2 separate regions of the Homo sapiens genome follow, and region 1 is linked to region 2. Evidence: chromatin loops called from intact Hi-C (ENCODE). Cell type or tissue: endothelial cell of umbilical vein. All regions are shown on one strand. Each heading gives the region's core, and the rest is flanking DNA. Links, peaks and the distances in the headings are about the cores only. Region 1 overlaps LINC02160 (long intergenic non-protein coding RNA 2160). Region 2 has its middle 61 kb from the start of TARS1-DT.

Region 1 (8,345 bases), core at 84-8,083, 120 kb before region 2:
CACTGAAAACAGAGTGGGAAGACATGACCATCCTCACATCTAAAACAAGATGTGGTTGGGATCAATATTCCAGCCTAGTGAGATGAGGACTCAGTAAAAACCACAGAAAAATAGTTTATTTTAAATCGTATTTTAGAATTAAGCAATATTTTAAAATGTATTTCATAATAAATAAATATCCCAAAGATGATTTCACAATTAAAAAGATAAATATTAAATATTTGAGCCTGCTATATCTTCCCCTGACTTTTAATAAAGGCAAAGACATTTGCTTTGCTTGCAGTTTTTCAATAAACTATTGACAGTATGTATCTATTACAACACAATTTCATTAACTGTGAGATCTAATAATCTCAATAAATTTATCTTGAATATTCTCAGCTTCCTTGTTTTTCTTCAAATGGATAATAATTGATCTTTAATACAGAAACTTGCCCACTGTTCATCAAAATAGAGAAAAGAACAGCTTTATTTATAAATTCAGGGTTGGTATTACAATCCCTCAAACCCATTTAATTAAACAATATGATTTACTAAAGTTTGAGAACTTATGGACAAAACAAACATGTAGGAAATATGCTGTGGTTCCATGGCTTCAAAAGCCCAAAGCAAATGCACCATAACCAATCTGATCATGTCACAGAATTCCCTCATGCTAGAGCTGGGATGAATTCTAAAGATGACTTCATTCCACAGTCCTCCAATCTGCTAGTGTACTGGTATCACCTGGGAATTTCATTTTTAAAACTTTTTCTTTTTAAATTTAAACCTACAGAAAAGCTGAAAACAGTACTTCACCCAGATTCACCGGTTTTTTCGTATTTTGCTAATTTGAGATCTTTCTTGCTTTTCCGCATTTTTGGTATTATCTTTGTTCTCACATCATTTTACTTACTGAATCATTTTAAAGTAAATTACAGATATGATAACCAGATTGGATGCTGTGGTCTGACACCTATATTCCTCTTCCCTCTTTAGGACTGAACTACTAATTTTCCCCATCAGCTGAAGAGTTTTGGCAATGAACAGCTTGCAGCTGAATCCCCTTCTGGAAATTATCCTTGGCTAAAGAGACACACTTTGATGAATGTCATGTACTCTTCCCTGGGGCAGTGTACACCCAGTGACTGGCTGATGCAGTGGTATAAAGGTCTGCTCCACTTGCCCTAAATTCAGGACAACTCCGTAAAGCCATCCCAGCCCCAGAGCTCTCTGTGCCATGAGCTGAGTTCTTTGTTGTGAGAGTATCACAGCTCCCCTTTCTCCCTAATCCTACTTCCTCACTCCCTCACAAGTGTTGAGTCCTTACAAACTTGCTGAGGAACTTAACCTGGGAAAACTCTTAAATAAGTCAGTATAATTAGATTAATTATAGTATTTAAGAATTTTATATAATATAATAAGTATAATAAGAAAATTCAGAAAATTTAACATTGATGCAATATGATAATCAAATTGTCAATACCATATTTTACCAATTGTCCTAATTTGTCCTTCATGGCAATTTTATTTTTTCTAATTCAAGATCCAATCCAGACCATATATTTTATTTAGTTGTCATACTGGTTTAGTCTCTCTTAACTCTAAAAAGTTCCTCAACTTTGCTTTGCTTTGCTTTGCTTTCCCAGACACTGACATTTTCGAAGAACATAGATCAGTTATTTTGTAGGATGCCCCTCAATTTGGGTTTGTCTGATTGCTTCTTTAGGATTAGATTTAGAGTTTGGTTTTCATAATTCATCAACTGGTCATACAACTTTTTCTAATTTTTAAGGTTATACAGCTAATTCTAAAATATCTAAAAATTTCCATCATCTTTATTTGAATTACTTGGCATATGATAGGCAATCTGCTCCACTGTAACCATTTATGTTAAAGCTATGTCTTTGGATTATAATGTAATCCTTTTGGGGACACCTTAAAATAATAATTAGGTATCCAAATTTAAGGTTCTGTCACAACTACAAGGTGTTTAACTGAGGCAAGTAACTGGGTGAATAGTTATCTTCTCTGATGACTAAGTCCACTCATATAGACGTTAAGAACTATTAATGTATCACACTCCACTTCGTTGTGTAAAATTGACAAATTTCTTTTGACACTAATCACAAGATGCATCATGAATTCAGAAATATTGAAGTGTGAAGGTAATATCCATTTTATGATTGAATCATGTGCTAAATACTGCATGCATCTTATTTAATACTGCATCTCATTTAACATTCACAGCAACTTTATAAGATTGCTATTAAAAATATTCCTATTTTATGGATGAGAAAACTCAGGCTCAGGGAGGGTAAGTAACTTTTATAAGATCACATAGTGAGTAAACAGCATAGTCAATATTCAAACACAGATCTTCTATTTATTTTATACCACATATGCAATTTCTTTTCCCAGTGTAGGCTTTCCCTAATATGAGTTTTATAATTCAGATTCCACACTCTCATTTAAAAATTCTGGGGTATCTACACTACTGTATGCTCCCAAATTCCTTAAGTACCAACTAGAGCTCTGAAACTACGTTAAACATTTTGAAGAACAGAAAAAAATCTGATAGAAGCATATCAACTTTCAAGAAATGTGCAACCTTAAATAATTTACAAATGTGAATGAGCAAAAAATACAAATCACCATTAAAGTACTAAATTGTACAGGGCTGTCCTACAGAAGTGCAGAGAAAAAAAATGACCTTTAGCCAGAATAATCATTGAAGTCTATACGAAAAATTGTCGTTCCAAACAATTTTCAGTAATTTGCAGCCAGTTAGTAAATGACTTTGTTAATGAGGACAACTGACAATAATAGTAAGAAACCAATAGTTCCCTTGCAAGGAAAGGGTCAAATCTATTGAACTAAAGTTGTCACAGGTTGAGTTCCTTGGCAAATTTATAAGGACCCAACACTTATGAGGGAGTGAGGAAGTAGGACTAGGTAGAGAGGGGAGCTGTGATACTCTCATAACAAAGAACTCAGCTCATGGCACAGCGAGTTCTGGGGCTGGGATGGCTTTACGGAATTGTCCTGAATTTGCAGCAAGTGGAACAGACCTTTATAGCACTGCATCAGCCAGTCACTGGGTGTGATTGTCACTTTAGGGAAACTGGGTATCTGGAGAGAAAAAGCCAAACATTTAGACTTTATTATCATCTGAATTCCCCATCCTCCTAATTCATATGCTGAAGTTCTAACCCCTAGTACCTCAGAATATGACCATATTTGAAAATAGGGCCTTTAAAGAGGTAATTAAGTTAAAATGAGGTTATTAGAGTAGACCCTAAGCACGGGGTCCTTACAAGAAGAGGAAATTTGGACACAGATTTGTGCAGAGGGACTTGCACAGATGGAAGACCATGTGAAAACACTGGGAGAAGAATGTCATCTACAAGCCAAGGAGAGAGGGCTGGAACGTATCTTTCCCTCAATGTCCAAAACAGGAACCAACCCTGCCTACACCTTGATCTCAGCCTTCTAGCCTTCAGCACTGTGAGATGATACCTTCTTTCATTTAAGCCACCCAGTCTATGGTACTTCGTTATGGCAGCCTTAGCAAACTAATACGGATTCCTCATCAGGTTCAGATTTTGCTAAATAAAATGTGTTTGTGAGGGTGGTACAAGCAACAGTGATATATTTCTTTAAGTATTTTCCCCCAGCCAAATTCCAACAAGACAATAATGTCTAATGCACTGTCTGGTGAATCGGAAAATCTCCTGAATGAAATAAGAGCCTCTAATACCCAAAAGGGAATGAAGTGAGTCATCACCACAGCCTGTGAATGAAAATAACTGCTCTGAGAAAACACATGTAAAAAATGACACCATGTGGATTAAATAGGGAAACACAAGTATATCCAGATAAATTGGGTGTTTTCCCTGTACCAATTACAGCTATTCTATAAATCCCAGATTATAAATCTTCATTCTTGCCTTTCTCTTGATCCTTCTCAGCTAGTTTGTCATGAAATATTATTTCTTTCTTTCTTATGTCTTTATATGGTAATCCGGTTCGACCATAAAAACAAAAATCTTGGAAGCACTATTCTTTTGTTTGAAGAAAAGATTTGGCCCAACTAAGGTTCTGTTATTTCAAGTAATATTTGATCACAAATTCTATCAAAACATCAGCTGACCCAATCTCATGCCCTCGAATCCACCCATTTTGCTACCAGTTAGTTTTTAGAATGTAGCTCTGATTGGTCCCTTTCCATGTTTAAAGACTACCATTAGTCACCCACCAGCTATTGACTGAAGCCCAAAGTCCTTGATCTGGCAGAACCTTCACAGCCTAGAATCAGTTCTGCATTTTCAGACTGTAGTCATCCTCCACCCCACCACCATATACTCTGCTTGCTAATAGGTGGCTATGCTTCATTCTCCAGACACTGTTCCATAGCATGTACGTATGACACTATCATTGCACATTATGTTTATGATAGGTAATATGTCTGACTTTATCATCATATTATACTCACCTTGGAGTCTAAGACCTGGTCTTCCACTTTCTTCAGTATCACCAGTGGCAGTGGCACAGGAGTAGTAACATTCAATCATTTTTCACCTTCTCAGAGAGGCCTTCACTTAATTCCTTAGCTAGGATAATAATTCTCTCTCCCCACACCTTGTCCTGCTTTATTTTTCTTCTTGGCACTATCAACATCAGACATATGACATATATTTTCAGGGTCACGTATTTTATAATCTCTCTCTTCCCACTTGAAAATAAATTCCAAAAAGTCAGGACTTTGGCCCATTCACTGTTCTATCCTCAGTGCCTAGATATGTGGCATACAAGAGACACTCAATAAATATTTTCTGAATAAGTGAATTCATTCAGCAAATATTTATTGGCAGTTTACTATGTGCCATGAAATATTATAGAAACCAGCAATCCAGCAGTGAACCAACAAAGGCCTTTCTCTCGTGGAACTCAATACTCTCTGGAAGAAGGCAAAAGCAAAAATAAGAAAACAAAAATCTCATTTTATATAACTTCAGATAGTGCTAGTAGGTATGCAATTACTATTTCTGTAATTGAATAGAACTTACACTGATTCAGGATTCACAAATATTTTGTGAATAACTTAATTTTTTTCAGGTATTACCAAAAGTAATATATGAATTAATTTATTTTTGGAACTAAAGTCAATACAAGAATAAACTGTAAAAGAAAGCATCATAACATAATACCCCTGTAGCAATAAAAATAATGTATTTTAAAAGATAGAATTTTCAAATGTGTTACATAAAACAAGACAAAATAAAGTTTCATTAGAAGCATAGCACAGGGACACTTTTATGAAGCATATAACATCAGAAGCAGTAGAAAGCAGCTTTGACTAAGTCTTTTGATATGACACATATAAAGGGATAAAACTGGGGAGAATTTTTGTTTGTAAAATATATTAGCACTGCTTAATAAGAATAATCGTCGATTTATATAGTACTCGGAAATCCATTAATGCAAGTGATATTACAGATTGGCATACATCTTACTATCTTCAAAAAAAATCCAAACTTTGCCACAGCATTATTTGGTACCTGATATGTCAAGCCCTATATCTGTTGTCATTCTGAACTGGAAATCTAGTCTTTTATGTGGCCAAAGATATTTAGTGGTATTTTAGGATTTTAAAAAAATACTGAGCCCTAGTTATAATAGAAAAAATTCTATAACATGACTTATTAACTTGAAGTCCTCCACTTCTGATTAGCCTGGTCCAGAGGTAAAGGAGTACGAAGAGCCACCTAAAAAGCATAGTGTTTGGGAATGTGGATTGGTGACTCATATTTGGACTTCATTAATAAGAGAGGTTGGGTTCCCTAGGGAGAAAGGACTGTTATCAAAAGCTACTAGAGGCTAGAGAGTCAGAGAATCTCTTTAATAAAATATGAAAGGTGAGGAAATATAAGTAACTCTATAATCTAAATGTAACGTGGCATAAACACTTAATTCTGAACTTGTATAACTGAAATATATAGCATCTGTAAAGACCATGTTTCCAAAATTTTGTATAAGTTTCATAGAATAATGTTGAATTGATATTATTATTTTTAGCATACTAAATTTTAAGCTGGTTAATGCCAAATTCCAAGATTTTTACATTTTAATTTTATTCCTAAAGGAAAGGAAAAAGAAGAAATTCTTGAAACTTCAATAATTAATATTATTTCTACTACTTCCTTCAAATTTTGTCACAATAAAAAAATCACAGAAGCAGGAAAACAATTTTTAAAAGCAGCTCAAGGCAATTAATCATTTGAAATACAACTACTTCAAGGAAAGTCAGGACAAACCAAAATCCATCTTGGCTCATGAAAAAACAAAACCTTATTGTTTGCAAATGTCTTGAGAGACCTCTTGAGAGATCTTTATTTTTTTCTATGAGAGTACAAATAATAAATAAATATTTTTAAATGAAAATGGGTAAAAGTTTTGAGAATTTGTATTTAATACTTAGTATACCACCTTGATGTAACTACCATTTATTTATTTGTTTCCCCTCTCCCTGATTCATTTCTGTTGAGACAGATCAAAACTTCTCGAAGTTGACTAGTTTCACATGGAAGCTAGAAGACCAAATACAGGACTATACCCATAAAGAAGAGTCACCTGGCATGAGAAGGTGAAACTCATGATTACTCTACAAGTCTTCAACATGTAGTTACCTTCCATTATTTATTAATATTATTCCCACCAAAAGAGAACTCTGATCCAGTTATTCAGTGTGCCGTACTGGCTTGGAAACATTCAATACTCCCCATCACCACTACAAGCACTACAGAGATCCAAAGATTCTCACCCCTTCCAACATCCTTAACCAAAAGACATATTCAGAAACAGGAAATAACAAAAGTTTCATACTCTCTCTTTTTTATTGAGACCTCTGAAGACCTCCCACCCACCCTCACAAACACTCACACACCCATGACTAGAATTACAGTTGTTATTTCAATGGGAAGAAATGACGCGGGGCAGGAAATGAGAATCTGTTAGATGAGAAGAGCAGTCTTCTCATCCTAATATTTGAGACATTCCTCTTTCATTTTCCTATGACTCATGCTTCTTTCTTTCTGGCATCTTGTTGGAGGAGGAGGAGGAGGTGGGCAAACCCAGTGTTTTGACCAAAAAAAAAAAAATCTTAATACCAAAAGCAATAGAAAATTCCAAGAAATGTATGGAGAAAACAAGGGCTATTGGTCTAAAAATCTATAGTTAGTACAAACTGACACTGGGTAACTGGGTAGCTTCAAGTAGTCTCAGTTAACAGAATTCATGTTTGTATTGTAAAAAGGAAAGATCTAGAAAATCTGATTTAAACTAAACAATAAACTTCAAAAATAAAAGCAAATTTGTCTGTTTCTGAGATAGGGTTTTGGAGAATGATGTTCTAACATTTGTTTGTAATGGAAAAATAAGAACTAACTAGATTTGTAAATATGCGCTGACCTGACAAAAAACTCTAATGAATGGCTTATAACAGACATGGAAAGTTATGGTTGAGAAAATTTTTTTCAAAAAGAACATAACAGGGAGCAGAGAACGAAATTTAATTTTGGAAGAGTAAAATTTGCCATTTGGAGATCATTCACTCATTCAACAAGTATTTAATGAGTTCCTACCATGTACCAGACACAAACTAGGTCTTGGTTTTATGGTGGTGGGGAAAAAAAATGTCATGATCTTTACTCTTTGGCACTAATTTTTTAATACTGAAGAATAAATTTGAATGAGTATCCTTGGGGCTGTGGTGTATTAGTCCATTTTTACACTGCTAATAAAAAATCCTAGAAGAAAACCTAGGCAATACCATTCAGGACATAGGCATGGGCAAGGACTTCATGTCTAAAACACCAAAAGCAATGGCAACAAAAGCCAAAATTGACAAATGGGATCTAACTAAACTAAAGAGCTTCTGCACAGCAAAAGAAACTACCATCAGAGTGAACAGGCAAACTACAGAATGGGAGAAAATTTTCACAACCTACTCATCTGACAAAGGGCTGATATCCAGAATCTACAATGAACTCAAACAAATTTACAAGAAAAATACAAACAACCCCATCAAAAAGTGGGCGAAGGGCATGAACAGACACTTCTCAAAAGAAGACATTTATGCAGCCAAAAAACACATGAAAAAATGCTCATCATCACTGGCCATCAGAGAAATGCAAATCAAAACCACAATGAGATAGATACCATCTCACACCAGTTAGAATGGCGATCATTAAAAAGTCAGGAAACAACAGGTCCTGGAGAGGATGTGGAGAAATAGGAACACTTTTACACTGTTGGTGGGACTGTAAACTAGTTCAACCATTGAGGAAGTCAGTGTGGAGATTCCT
Region 2 (8,345 bases), core at 308-8,307:
CAGGACTGATTTCAAACCTCTTGACTTCTGATTCAGGGCTATTTTCTGGGCAGCCTCCTCTAAACTCCTAACATGGGCTTCCTATAAAGAGAGAAATGTGAATGACCCTAAACTACAGTCACGGCGCTGTTGACAGGCCACTGTCATCAGCTCCATTCAAGTTTCCAAGAAAAAGTCCTGCTTTTGGCCCAGCACATATCTTCTATAGTTCAGGATGTACCTAGCCAATTGCTAGGTCACTCCAGCTGCTCTGGTACTAGAAGTCACTCTAGTGCCTCTGGGACTGGAAGAGCAGAAAGTGGTTTGATCCTGCTTCTGCATAGATATAGAGGCAGAAGATAGCAGGAACAGGGACAAGTACCATACCCCATCAGGGTCTAATTTTCAAGCCCTCATCTGCCTTAGGCCAAAGGGGTCAGGCTTTCTGGTATGACAATTGAGAGGGAAGGGTTATTCTCAGCCTATAAAGATTTAGGGTTGAGACAATCCTGACTGAAAAGCAACAGGAAGTCAAAAGGTATGGATCTACCCCAGACCCAGAACTCTAGGCAAGTTGAGTAAAGCCATGTGGTTTTGTGAAATAAACCTGGCTTTGGAGTCAAATACTTTTGGATTCAGAAACCAAGTCTCTGACTTACTTGCCCTGGTAGTCATTTGCATCACCTCCAAAATGTCTGGCTTTATCCTCCAGACACATGGCAGAGCTATACTTCCTGGCCCACCTGTAAATAGGTGGTGTCATACGACTAATCCTAGTCAAAGTATGATGAAAAGAAGGGATGGATGTCACTTCTAAGTAAAGCATTTGTTGCTGATATGACACTCTCCAGAGATGCCTTTCCCTCTGGTGTAGGGATATTTGTGATGGTTGCTGCTCTGCAGCCTGTATCCCTAAGTATAATAAGCAGAGCCTTCCTGCTGGCTCCCAGTGAATATGTATTACAAGCAAAAAATAAACCATTATATTTTAAGTTACTGAGTGTATTAGGGTTCTCTTAGAGGGACAGAACTAATAGCATAGATATATTTAGAAAAGGTGGTTTATTAAGTGTTAACTCACATGATTACAAGGTCCCACAATAGGCCTTCTACAAGATGAGGGGCAAGGAGACTCAGTCTGCGTCCCAAAACTAAAGAGCTTGGAGTCCGATATTCTAGGGCAGGAAGCATCCAGCATGGGAGAAAGATGTAGGCTGGGAGGCTAGGCCAGTCTCGTCTTTTTACATTTTTCTGCCCGCTTTATATTCTAGCCATGCTGGCAGATGATTAGATTGTGCCCACCCAGATTAATGGTGGGTCTGCCTTTCCCAGCCCACTGACTCAAATGTTAATCTCTTTTGACAACACCCTCACAGACACACCCAAGATCAATACTTTGCATCCTTCAATCCAATCAAGTTGACACTCAGTATTAACCACCACACTGAGATTTAGAGATTGTTTGTTATTACAGCATAATCTAACATATCCAAACTGATACATTAGCTATACCATTTTTAGTAAGTTATTTAGCCTCTCTGAGCATAAGTTCCTGATATTTAAAATAGGAATAAACACTTTTTCAGGGTTGTGGGGATTACCAATGGTTTATGTAAAGAAGTAGCACATATTTGGTCCTCAAGCAATGTTAACTATTACTGCTATCAAAACAAGGAGAAAAGCAGGTGGAAGCAAGATATCCTTAAAATATACACAGTTTGGAGACTTCACTCAGCCAGTCACCTAGATAGAGAGCTTTGGCAGCCAGGTAAGCCAGCTAGCAGAAGGCTCCTAAATGCCTCCAGTCAATCATTCATCCCTTCACTTTACCAACATATAGCGAGTATGTGAACAGTGTCAGTATACTTGCACTGTTCACATACTCACTATATGTTGGTAAAGTGAACTGAACATATAATGCAAAACAAAGTCCTGACTCTCCTGAACTTCACCTGTACCATCTAACACATTTGCATACCTATATTTTTCATTTTTCTTAATTGTACCTTCACAGAGAACTAAAGGGTCGGAATTTGATCCTTTGCATTTTAAGGTGTTTTTATTTCTTGGAAAAATGTTTGCCTATATTAACATGTAATTTCCACTGTACACCTAAAAATAAGAAAAATTATTACTATATAAATTCACAGGTGGGAAAACCAGGGTGGAGAAGCTTTTGTTTTTGTTGTTCTTATTAGCATCAAGTGGCACTGCTAGGTCTAGGATCTGTACTCTCAGATTCTTGATTAAGGATTTTTTTTCCGAATCCCAGGTTGACAATAAAGATACGAATCACCACTTTAGGAGGCTGTGGCAGGCGAATCACTTGAGGCCACGAGTTTGAGACCAGCCTGGCCAACATGGTGAAACCCCGTCTCCACTAAAAATACAAAAATTAGCCAGGCGTGCTGGTGCATGCCTGTAATCCCAGTTACTGGGGTGACTGAGGCACTAGAATAGCTTGAATTTGGGAGGCAGAGTTTGCAGTGAGCCAAGATCACGCCACTGCACTCCAGTCTGGGCAACAGAGTGAGACTCCGTCTCAAAAAAAGAAAGATCTCAATCACCATTTTGCCTAAGAGCTGTCTGGATAACTCCTATGTGAAAATGCTCTAGGTGAAAGATATAGGAATGTAGTCACTCTTTGATTATAATACAACATGAACAGTATACTAGACAGAAGTGCCCCTGTATCAAATTCTGCCTACTAGTGGATCAAATTTCAGGAAGTTCCTACTTCAGAACTCTATGTGTTGAAAGACACCTAAGTACACATCTAATGGAGACACTTTCACCAGACTGGCATAGAATATAATAAGAAAAGACCAAAACGAATAGTCCCTGGCTTCCTGGTGACTTTTATTGGAATAAATTTCCTAGAAGGCTGGGCCACATCTAAGTTCTCACCAATAGCTCGATATTTCACTCTAAACCCATACCTTGAAATCCAACAAATCAGGAACCAGTTCAAATGTCATCTCCTTCCGAAAACCTCCTTGATTGCCCTATTAAAAGTGATCACCAATCATCTTTTGTGTCTCAGTCTGGCACATGCTATATCCTGAAGTCATATTCAGATGGCAGAGAAGCAGATGGACCGTGCTGAGACTCCACATAAGGACATCATAAAAAAATAAAATAAGAAATATAGATTGAGGTAAATTGTGAAGGTCCCTAAATGCCAGATTTAAAAAATCAGATTTTCCTCTACAGGCAAGAGTACCTGCTGGGAAAACTGGAGTATTTACAAAATAGAAATATAGTGATGTGATCATTTGTGCTTCTGAAGGAAAGGAAGAAGCTGGAGTAGAAATCAGGGTTTAAATAATGTGAATGATTGAGAATCTAAACAGTTATTTTTGTCTTGGAGATGTTTTTAGATTTACATTTCACTAGCCAGATTTGCTTCTAATCCAATAAACAAGCTGGTAGTATACAATTGCAACTGAACACCTGAATGGTCAAGGCGGAAAATCGTCTCTGCAGCACCATCATCTGTGAAATCCTGGAGGAATTCTCCTAAATCGCTACTTTCATGGACGATAGCTCCTACTTTCCAACAACCCAGGAGACTCTGAAATACAAAGTACTCTTTCTAAAAAGTTCAGTAGTTGATTTAACCAAATACTGATTGCCTTTGGAAAGTAAATTTTTGCTTACACAGGTATCATTACAGTCACCAAGAGAGTCTGGGTGTCTTCAGTAAGCAAACCCATTATTCATTTACAACCAACACTGCATTCCTCTTCCTAAGTGGCATGGGAAATCCTGAGGTGCTCTCACTTCTATGTGTAAGACACACAGACTGCTTTGCATGAGTCGAACCATGAGTGGTCAGGATGGACTTATAGCATCCCCCAGGTGAAATCTTCATGGTTCCTCTCCATCCGCACTGACTCCAACTCACCAACTGTGCTTGGAACAGCTTCGCGTTCCAACTCCCTGGAAATCTGTTGTCCCAAGCCAACTTGCGGTCACGAATCCAATCATATCCTTGTGCAGCTGAACATCTTTGACGAATCTTCGCCATTTTGTTTCACCCTTGCTTGCCCCAAGAGCCACTTCCCTTCCAGCTGGGTCAGCCAAAGACCTCTCTGTCCCTCAGTCTTCTAGCGCCCCTCTATGGTACTTCTGTTGTACTGCAAATAACGTATGCTAATCCTCCTTTCATTGTTCCTCATTTCTTCCCAACTACTCTTTGCTACCCGCAGTAAGTAAAGCACCAACTTTACCTAAATTGCACTTTTCATTTTCTCTGTAACAATGATCTTCCCACTTTTGGTTTGCTTACTTACCAAAACATGGAAAGCTAAGTACCCATTCACATATTTTGTAAATGTTCTCTCAAATTTTTCATCATAAATTTAAATAATTGCAAAAGGTGATGTTTCCGGTGTATTGTAAATAACAACATTTAAAAACAAAACTGCTGCATGTTTTTATAAATTCGTCCAATGAAAGTTAAATACCCTAGCAACTTGGTTTGCAACTATTTAAAAACACATAAATGAACATTTAACATACATGCTACATCGTTGCTTTTTTTAGGCATCAAAAAGAATGCCCCTCACATAATTTACCATAATAAAATATATCTTTATGCTATTTTAATCACCCTGTAATACTCTCCGCAACTGACATATGTATGTTATTTGAAATATGAATTTACTTTTAATTGCTTGTATCCATAATCCTCTCATCCATATAATTTCTTCTAGATTGAAGTAGCCATTGAAATTATTGGTAGTATACAATTGTTCCAAACAACATATATATTACAAAGTTCAATAAATAACTAAATTGAACATAAAAAGTAAAATTTTATTGGACATATGTCTTTTAATAAAATGAGAATTTTTTCAATTAGTTCACTAAATAATAATAATTATTTTAATGAGACACAGCTCAGTATCAATTTTACTCATGTTTTTTATTTTTTATAAATGTAAGTACTGAAAAAACCTAGTCCTATAAATATGTATAGAAGGAATTTTATTATAGCAATATAATTTAATGATTTGAACTCTTTTTAAGTTACATAGCAAAAATTCCACAAGGAACCATCTTCAAGAGTCATTTTTAGTAATTTGCCAACTGGCTACTTTTATTGGAAACAAGGAATTGGAAGCCACTTGAGTTGCAAAAGGTCTATAATCTGACAAAATCGTCCACTTTCTGAAATCTGGAAAATACAACAAAAAGGCTTTATCCAAAGTTGTCAAGTGATTGATATGTCTTGTTCACTTTCAGGAAACTTGTTTAACCCAATATATACAGAAAGGTTTGAAAAACTCGAAATAATATTGACTTGAAATGTGGAAGGGATAGCAGGCACCATGTCCAGCCATGAAGGTGGCAAGAAGCCCCTGAAACAGCCCAGAAAGCAGACCAAGGAGATAGAAAAGGAAAATAAAGGTTTTTCAAGCAGAAGCCAAAAGTGGAGCAAAAGAAACTCAAGAAGCTAAAAGCAAAGGCTACGAGGAAGGGCCCCAGGCCACAGGTGGAATTAAGAAATCTGGGAAACCATGAACTGTTCCTTATGCCTGAGGCAATGGTGCCCCTTGATTCCATTCATATTTAAAGATCTGCCATAACATGTCTTGCCACCTGGCTAGAATGAAATGTTGTCTTGGAGCCTGCTGTACATTTAAGAATAAACTATTGTAAAAAAATTACACTGTCATACATTTTTCAATAAAATTATTTTATCTTCATTTGTGTTTTAAATGCACTTGCAGGTTTTACTCATTCAACAAGTGGAGAATCCTTGTCAAATTAAGTCAGACAGCCAAGTCAAGTATTGTTGAAGAAAAAGTCTGAAATTAAATAAGTATTGAATTAAATTTAAGATTATTACATGTGAATTCTAAATACAAAATAGGAAAGAGAAGAAAGGAAGGACATATAGGGATTTTTTTCTTTTAAGAGAGAGAGTCTCTGTTGCCCAGGGTGGAGTGCAGTGGGTGCTATCCACTAGTGGTTCTAGTAATCTTCTTGTTTCAGCCTCCCAAGTAGCTGAGACTACAGGTGTGCACCACCACACCCAGCTGACTTTTCTTTTGTACAGATGTGGTCTGACCTTGAAATTTTAGCCTCAAGCAATCCTCCCACCTTGGTATCCCAAAATCCTAGGATTACAAGCATGAGCCACCACACCTGGCCTCAGAAATAGAACTTTGTTATGAGTGTGTTACCTGGATGCAATAAAGTGCTATAGTCGTGTGTATGTGTGTGTGTGTGTGTGTGTGTCCAGGTCTTATTCTGTTGCCCAGGCTGAGGGCAGTGACACAATCACATGTAACTGCAGCCTTGACCTCCTAGGCTCAAGCGATCCTCTTACCTCAGCCTCTCAAGTAGCTAGGACTACAGGCATGCACCACTACACCTGGCTAATTTTTGATTTATAGAGACAAGGTCATGCTATGTTGCCTAGGCCAGTCTAAAACTCCTGGACACAAGCAGTCCTCCCACTTTGGCTTTCCAAAGTGCTGGGATTACAGGTGTTAGCCATTGCACCTAGTCCAGTGCTATAATCATTAATATTCATTCAGCAAGTATGTGTTGAATGAATGTACCAGAGCCTAGTTCCTAGGGATATAGCAGTAATCAAAAATAGATGAAAGTCTTTGATATAATAGCATTACCATGAAAAGAGATGGAGATTACAGGTGAAGTAGGTATTAGGGAAAAGATAGTTCTCTTTTAAATATTTTGTTTGAGATGATTATTAGACATTCAAGTGGAGCAATCAAATATGCAATTTGAGTCTGGAGTTCAAAGAAAAATTCAAGGTAGCATCATAGATTTGGGAATTTTCTTCATACAGATGAAACTGGATGACATTATGGAATGAGTGTAGATAGAAAGGACTAGAGACCCAATGTTAAGATAAATAGGAGAAGAGGATAAAAAGGAGACTAAAAAACTGTAGCCAATTAGGTAAAGAAAAACATGAAAAAAGTGTTATCCTGGAAGCCAAGGGATGAAATGACTTCCAGGAAAGTAGTGGTGATCAACAATGTCATATGGCATTTAAGTTCAAGTAAGACAATGACTTTAGGCTTTGGACTTGGCAAAATGAAGGTCATTGGTGACCTTGACAAGAAAGGTTTTAGAAGATGATGCAGTAGATGGAGTTTAGGACACAACACCCCAAAATATGGTACCTTGACACTTGAAGAAACAGCAGAAACAAGAAGGTCATTGTCTTCTTGACAGTTGAAGAAACAGCAGAAAAAAGGTCATTGTCTTCTTACATTTTGTGCTGCTACAGCAGAATACTACAGACTGGATAATTTATAAAAAGTAGAAGTTTACTTGGCTCATGGTTCTGGAGGCTGGGAAGTCCAAGATTGAGAAGCTGCGTCTTGTAAGGGCCTTCTCACTCCATCATAACATGGTGGAAGACATCACATGGTGAGAGAGAGCAAGAAATGTCCTAACTAGATTCTATACAAACCTACTCTTGGAATAATGAGCCAATTTCTGTGAAAATGACATAAATTCATTCATGAGGGCAGAGCCTCAAGACTTAGTTATCTCTTAAAGGTTTCACTTCTCAACACTGTTGCACGTGGGATTAAATTTCCAATACATGTTTTTTGGAGGACACATTCAAACCATAGCAGTCAGGCTCACTTTTCCCTCCCTCTTCTCCCTTGAAGTAGGTAAAAAAAGAATTCTCTGACTTTCTAATGTAAGTTTAGGTCATAAAAACTTTATCCTGAGGTGTCCACCCTGTACCTTGAGGAAAGAAATAACTTTATCCTTGAAGATACAGAGATGCCAAGAAGAATCTGAATAAACAGGTCTTGCTAAGTTCCCATCAGTTTTTTACCATTAGATCATGTCTTTTTGTCCTCCAATCATATTTCTGCATGACTTTTCACAAAAAAACACAGGTTTCCTGCTTTCTTTTAGTCTTCATTTCAAAGGCTCTCAGCTAATGTAAAATGTATATTAAACAAATTTGTATGGTTTTCTTTTGACAATCTTTCCTTTGTTATAGGGGCCTCAGCCATGAATCTTGGGATGGGTGAGAGGTAATATTACTTTTCTCCCCCATGCAGGAAAAGATTCAGTTGAGTGAGTTTAAGACAGAATGCAAGGAAAAGAACTGGAGACAGTGAGTTGAGACACTCTCCTGAGGAGTTTTGCTGTAAAGGGGAGCAGAGAAATGGGACAATACACACCCAGTAGGAGAAGTGATATTGAGAGGTTTGTTTTGTTTTTATGATAACAGAAATAGCAGTTTGTTTATATATTAATTAGGAATGGCCTAATAGATGGCAGAAAATTAATAATCTGGGAAAGAGGGGAGAATGCTTGGAATATTATCTATGCATAAGCTAGGGAATGGAGTCTAT

The links. Hi-C counts contacts between places; a loop is a spot of excess contacts. Peaks named below come from ENCODE experiments on the same cell type or tissue, not always from the same donor. Only the 100,000 strongest peaks of a DNase experiment are listed, where the experiment ranks them.
Region 1: a loop joins it to region 2, with 2.5 times the contacts of the local background. A loop is called at or near these places in 2 of 110 quality-filtered maps.

What each region holds. Positions count from the first base shown.
Region 1 is chr5:33,254,498-33,262,842 of GRCh38, forward strand. LINC02160 (long intergenic non-protein coding RNA 2160) reads left to right here. Exons shown (of 4, transcript NR_147008.1): 4 at 979-1,056. Among named protein-coding and RNA genes, the nearest start is that of LINC02160, 29 kb to the left of the region's middle. In endothelial cell of umbilical vein, for the core only: no CTCF peak of the experiment used is centred there; DNase peaks (open chromatin) are centred at 3,764 and 6,964.
Region 2 is chr5:33,375,930-33,384,274 of GRCh38, forward strand. It overlaps the pseudogene LOC112267948. Among named protein-coding and RNA genes, the nearest start is that of TARS1-DT, 61 kb to the right of the region's middle. In endothelial cell of umbilical vein, for the core only: a CTCF peak has its summit at 4,103; a DNase peak (open chromatin) is centred at 4,082; H3K27me3 peaks cover 394 bases.